Linked DNA regions of Homo sapiens: region 2 is linked to region 1. Evidence: chromatin loops called from intact Hi-C (ENCODE). Cell type or tissue: mammary epithelial cell. All regions are shown on one strand. Links, peaks and the distances in the headings refer to the core of each region. The heading gives the core; the rest is flanking DNA. Region 1 overlaps EZR (ezrin). Region 2 has its middle 46 kb from the start of GTF2H5.

Region 1 (2,913 bases), core at 161-2,660:
TATGGATGGATGTGCTGGTACCTGCAGGCAGCTGGGGTGGAATCTCAGAGGCAGCGGGGAGGAGAGGCAGCCTCTGCTCTATTCTGCCTTCCTCTACCAGGACTGAGCCCACTATCGGCCCCGCCCACCATGAGAGAGGATAACCCACACCTCTGGACCACCCTTTGAGAGGGCCACAGCAGTCCAAAAGCCCTTTAAAAAGTTTCCTACTTTGGGATAGTAAGTTGCTAAATAAATACTTCAAAAATAACCCACAAATTTGCCATTTTGCCATTGTTTCCAGGCCCACCACCCTACCTACTGAAGATAACTGTGAACTTCAACTCACTTATCATCTTTCTCATAAATATTCAGTCCAAGGGCATCAACTCCAAGCCAAAGGTCTGTTCCTTTCTTGTTTTTTATCTCGAAATAGTTGATTCCATACATTTCCAGGTCCTGAGCAATCTTCAGGTATTCCAACATAGCATTATCTCTAATTGGGGAGAGTGAAACAGGCAGAGTCACTGGTAGCACTCAATATCTAGAACAGTAAAACCTTTCCAGTATTTTTAAATTAAGGCGCCTTGTGTAGGATGGGCTCAATGCTGTGTGCTGCGTGCAGGCAGGCAGGGGCCGGGCAGCCGACCGGTGAGGAGGGGACCCATACAGCCCAGAAGCTATGCCTGGGGTGGGGTCCGTGCTGCCCTGGAGCCTCACCACCAAACCCCACACTTTGAAGAAGAACTGATTCACACTGGTTTCTCTAACAGGTTTTTAAGTTTTATCACTCAGCACAATCCTCCTTTTTCTCTTGCCCACACATGTCTTCCCACAACCCTCCTCATAGGCTTTGAGTTGTTTTCCTTCCATAAAGGATGTTTGGGCCAGACAGGAAACCCTGAAGCACAAAATCTGAGGCTCAAACCTCAAACAAACTTCAGAGGCTGAAATAATGCAGACTCGCAAGACTAGGCCAGAGACAAGGCTCTAGGACGAGAACACCCAGAATCAGGTGGCTCGGCCATGTCTTACATTAACAGCCCCACGTCCAGGTTCTCTGACATCAGCATTTCTCACTTGGGATCCTTTTTCATTTATATACACTTTGTAAGACAAGTACCTTCATATAATGAGCAAACCAGCATCTCTTTGACAGAATAATGCTGATTGCAGGTGAACAATGCCCCTCTGACTAAGATGAAGTTTAGACACAACACTTTCTACAAAGGGAGGGTGTAAGCTTTTAGAACCTGAAGGCTTGAGCTAAACTGCTTCTTTCCCCAGGCAAGACACCTGGCTTTGTTTAAAAAAAACCTCTTCCCTAAGAAAACCCCACTTTTAACTCGGTTCCCTCAAGGTCTTCACAAGGCCTGACACAGAGCCCTTTAAAGCACTAACTAGAGTCACAGGAAAAGACATGCTGGAGCGCACGGAGATGGCAAGATCCCAACAGCAGGGCACAGCACTCACTTGAGCATCCCACGGTGTTCCGCATGCCACACCTGGATCCGGTCCTCCCACTGGTCCCTGGTAAGTTTGTGCTGGTCCATCACTCTGGAATGCAAAAGGAAACAGCACTGTCATCCTTAAGGAATGTGACAGGCAAGGAAGGAGGCCCACTTACCACCCACATTCAAACCCTTACTTTCCATTCAAATCAATCAATCCCAAAGAGCTTTGGTTTCTATTTCCTGATGTGCAGCATTTCTATTTATGACAGTTAATCTGGAAGACTTAGCATTTTGAACAAGAACTCAGTTCTGCTGGAAAAACTAAGAGGTATTTTAAGTGGCCTCTTCTTCCAAATGGGGTAATTTTTGTGACCATTACTAAATAAAAACAGATTTCACAGGGGCAACCTATCATACCCCAGGAGGAGCTGAGCAGTCAGGTCGAGAAGTTTGCTATGCCATGTCCCACAGGACACGGCCACGCTTTAGTTTCCATGAGGAATGGCAGCTCGCCTTCCCTGGCTATGTTTCAGGTCGCTGGTCAGTGACTTAATGACTAGCATGAAGGAGCACTTGACACTGGCGAAGTCCTTGTGTTTTTAAACTGTGCTTCTAAGGCAATCACTTCTCCCTGCCGAGGACGGCATGACTGCTCCTGCCCAGGCCGGGTCATCCTGTGCTCACCTTTGAGGGATCAGCCGCTCAGAGCTGAGGTACCCAGACTTGTGCACTTCTTTGTTGTAGTCCCCAAACTTGGCCTGCACAGCGTAGGACCCCAAGAGCACGGCAGTCTCAGGGGGGCAGTAGATCTCATCGCTAAGGATTCCTTCCTTCACTTGGAGGAAGAAAAGTTTCTGGGTGATGTCCTGGATGAGCTCCTCAGCCACATCTTCAGGGTAGAACTTGGCCCGGAACTTGAACTGGAGGGGATTCTCCTTCCTGACCTCCTGGGCAGACACCTGCACGAAACAAGCCACACTCTCCACACAAATCCGGAAGACGAAGGCCCACTGTCCCCAACACAGGCTTCTAACCAAGACTCAATGGGGCCCTCAAGCCAGTTTTCAGGAGATATTTATTCTTAAAGTCATCTTTTTAGCACTCCAGACAAAAAAAGGTTAGTCAAAAGTGCTACCACAGGCCAGACATGGTGGCTCATGCCTATAATCCCAGTGCTTTGGGAGGCCAAGGCAGGAGGATCACTTGAGCCCAGGAGTTTAAGACCAGCCTGGGCAACGTAGAAGAGATCCCATCTCTACAACATTTTTTAAAAAAAAGTTAGCTGGGGATGGTGATGCATGCTTATAGTCCCAGTTACTCAAGAAGCTGAGCAGGAGGAACCCTGGAGCTCAGGAGTTCGAGACTGCAGTGAGCTATGATGGCGCCACTGCACTCCAGCCTGGGTGACAGAGCAAGACCCTGTCTCTTCTTAAAAAACAACAACAAACAAACAAAAACAAAAAAACAGGCCAGGCATGGT
Region 2 (2,913 bases), core at 278-2,777, 570 kb before region 1:
AATTGCGCCACTGCACTCCAGCCTGGGCGACAGAGTGAGTCTCCATCTCAAGAAAAAAAAAAAAAGTCCATCAACAGAGGAATTGCAGAAGCAAATATGCAAATTGCAGAAGCAAATTCAATAAGTTGAATTAACACATGGATGCATATCAAAAACATTATAGTGAGGCCAGGCACAGTGGCTCACGCCTGTAATCCCAGCACTTTAGGAGGCCGAGGTGGGCAGATCACGAGGTCAAGAAATCGAGACCATCCTAGCTAACATGGTGAAACCTTGTCTCTACTAAAAATACAAAAAATTAGCCGGGCGGTGGCGGGCGCCTGTAGTCCCAGCTACTCGGGAGGCTGAGGCAGGAGAATGGTGTGAACCCGGGAGGTGGAGCTTGCAGTGAGCCGAGATTGCACCACTGCACTCCAGCCTGGGCGACAGAGCAAGACTCTGCCTCAAAAAAAAAAAAAAAAATTATAGTGAGAAAGCAAAGCCAGATACAAAAGAATACATATTGTATAATTCATATGAAGTCGAGAAACAGACAAGAATAATTTATGGTGATGGAAATTAGAACTGTAGTGTTCAGAGGTGGGGGTGCAGGGAGAGGGGTGAGGTTTGATTGTAATAGAGCAACTTCCAAAATTGGTGGAAATAAACTATTTCTTATTGTGGGTGGTGTTTGCACACATGGATACATTTGTGAAACTCATTCAACTAAACACTTAAGTTTTGTTCATTTTATTATATGTTAATTATATCTCAATAACAACAACAAAAGCTACTTTAAAAGATCATCTTGACATCGTTGACTCTTAACACTTCAGAATGTGTTCAATACATATGGTGACATTTTTTGGTTACTCCAAGTTGTGACAGCATAACCTGTGATTAGGAGCACTGGAGTCTGGAGTCAGACTGCCTTGGCTCAAATTCTGAGTCTGTCATTTACCAGCTGTGTGACATTGGGCAAGTTTTTAAAATACTTCGTTTCTGTATCTCACTTTCTCACCTGTGAAACGAAGATTAGCAGTACCTCCTTTACATGGTTGTTGTAAGGATCAAGTGAATAGTTATATTTAAACACTTAGAATAGTACTAGGCAGGTCATAAGCCCTATGTAAATGTTAAGCCAAATCTCAATGTACAGATCAATTATAAGGTAAATGGAAGAGGTGATAAGCATTTTTTAAAAATCAGCAGTTAATGTGAAATCTTTTCCCTGCCACAAAGAAGGAATTTGTGGTGTAGTGAGTCTGCAACACTGTGTTACATGTATTAAAATTTTGAATCGTGATGCAGTCTGATATGACATGGTACTGAATGCGTTATTCCAGTAGGAGGAGCTCTCAGCAAGAGTTTAAAAGCACAGACACAGAGCCCAGCCCGCCTGCAGTCTCAGCTACTTGGGCGGCTAGAGTGGGAGGATAGCTTCAGCCCAGCAGTTCAAGGCTGTAGGGCACAATGAATAGCCACTGCTCCAGCCTGGGCAACATAGTGAGACTCTGTCTCAAAAAAACAAAACAAAACAAAACAAAACAAAACAAAAACATCGATAAGGTCCCTGGGGGAGCCAGACCTTCCATGTCTCTAGAATTTGTCCTTACTTAGCTCTCTGTGTCATGGTAGGGCAATAAGGAAATAAAATGCTGCTACAAACTATCTATCTATCTATCTATCTATCTATCTATCTATCTATCTATCTATCATCTATCTATCTATCTATCTTTTTCCCTTAGAAGCAGTACATTGGAATAAATGAATTTGTTTCAGATTTCAGACTTAATTTCCACTAGAGAAATAATGCATTCATGTTGTATTGGTAAAAAAAAAAAAAAAAGTATAAATTGCTGGGCCGGGCGTGGTGGCTCATGCCTCTAATCCCAGCACTTCGGGAGGCCGAGGAGGGCAGATCACCTGAAGTCAAGAGTTCGAGACCAGCCTGACCCACATGGAGAAACCCTGTCTCTAACTAAAAATACAAAATAAGCCGGGTGTGGTGGCGCATGCCTGTAATCCCAGTTACTTGGGAGGCTGAGGCAGGAAAATCGCTTGAACCGGGAGGTGGAGGTTGAACCCGGGAGCCAAGATCACGCCATTGCACTCCAGCCTGGGCAACAAGAGTGAAACTCCATCTCAAAAAAAAAAAAAAAAAGTATGAATTCCTAACTTATAAACTTCTATATTTGGAGGTTACAGTCTCTTTATATGTTTCTCTTCTATTTATTTTTATTTTTATTTTTATTTTTTTTTAGATGGAGTCTCAATCTGTCACCCAGGCTGGAGTCTCACTCTGTCACCCAGGCTGGAGTGCAGTGGCGCCATCTCGGCTCACTGCAACCTCCACCTCCCGGGTTCAAGTGATTCTCCTGCCTCAGCCTCCTGAGTAGCTGGGACTACAGGTGTGCACCACCACGCCCAGCTAATTTTTGTATTTTTAGTAGAGACAGGGTTTCAGCATGTTGGCCAGGATGGTCTCAATCTCTTGACCTCGTGATCTGCCCACCTTGGCCTCCCAAAGTGCTGAAATTACAGGCTTGAGCCACTGCACCCAGCCTCTCTTCTTTTTATGCCACCCATGTAAAAAAGTTTACGAGGCTTTCTTGGCCTCAGACTTCAAATTTACCCTTATGTTTCCATATAAAAAAGTCTATAAAGAACCTGTACAACTATATATATAGCTATAGTGTATATATATATGGTTATATAGAGTTTGTAGCAGCATTTTATTACATGGTATATATAAAAAGCTACACAGACACTCTGGAGATCCCCATTAGCAAAAATAATTTTAAATAATTTTAATCATTACAGGAAAAAGAGGATTCTGGACTAAAATTATTTTCCAAATAAACCACAATATCCTAACATGTGGACCACATATGTAGCTTGTTCCTGAATCTCATTGTACCATGCTGGCATCCC

The links. A loop is a pair of places that touch in the nucleus more often than their neighbours do. Peaks named below come from ENCODE experiments on the same cell type or tissue, not always from the same donor. Only the 100,000 strongest peaks of a DNase experiment are listed, where the experiment ranks them.
Region 2: a loop joins it to region 1, with 4 times the contacts of the local background. A loop is called at or near these places in 1 of 110 quality-filtered maps.

Annotation. Positions count from the first base shown.
Region 1 is chr6:158,783,192-158,786,104 of GRCh38, forward strand. It overlaps EZR (ezrin), which reads right to left. Exons shown (of 14, transcript NM_001111077.2): 5 at 2,118-2,392; 6 at 1,453-1,536; 7 at 329-475. Among named protein-coding and RNA genes, the nearest start is that of MIR3918, 20 kb to the left of the region's middle. RefSeq lists an enhancer at 1,003-2,202. In mammary epithelial cell, for the core only: no CTCF peak of the experiment used is centred there; a DNase peak (open chromatin) is centred at 1,520; H3K27ac peaks cover 1,659 bases.
Region 2 is chr6:158,213,014-158,215,926 of GRCh38, forward strand. No RefSeq gene overlaps it. Among named protein-coding and RNA genes, the nearest start is that of GTF2H5, 46 kb to the left of the region's middle. In mammary epithelial cell, for the core only: a CTCF peak has its summit at 1,313 (motif pointing right); a DNase peak (open chromatin) is centred at 1,358.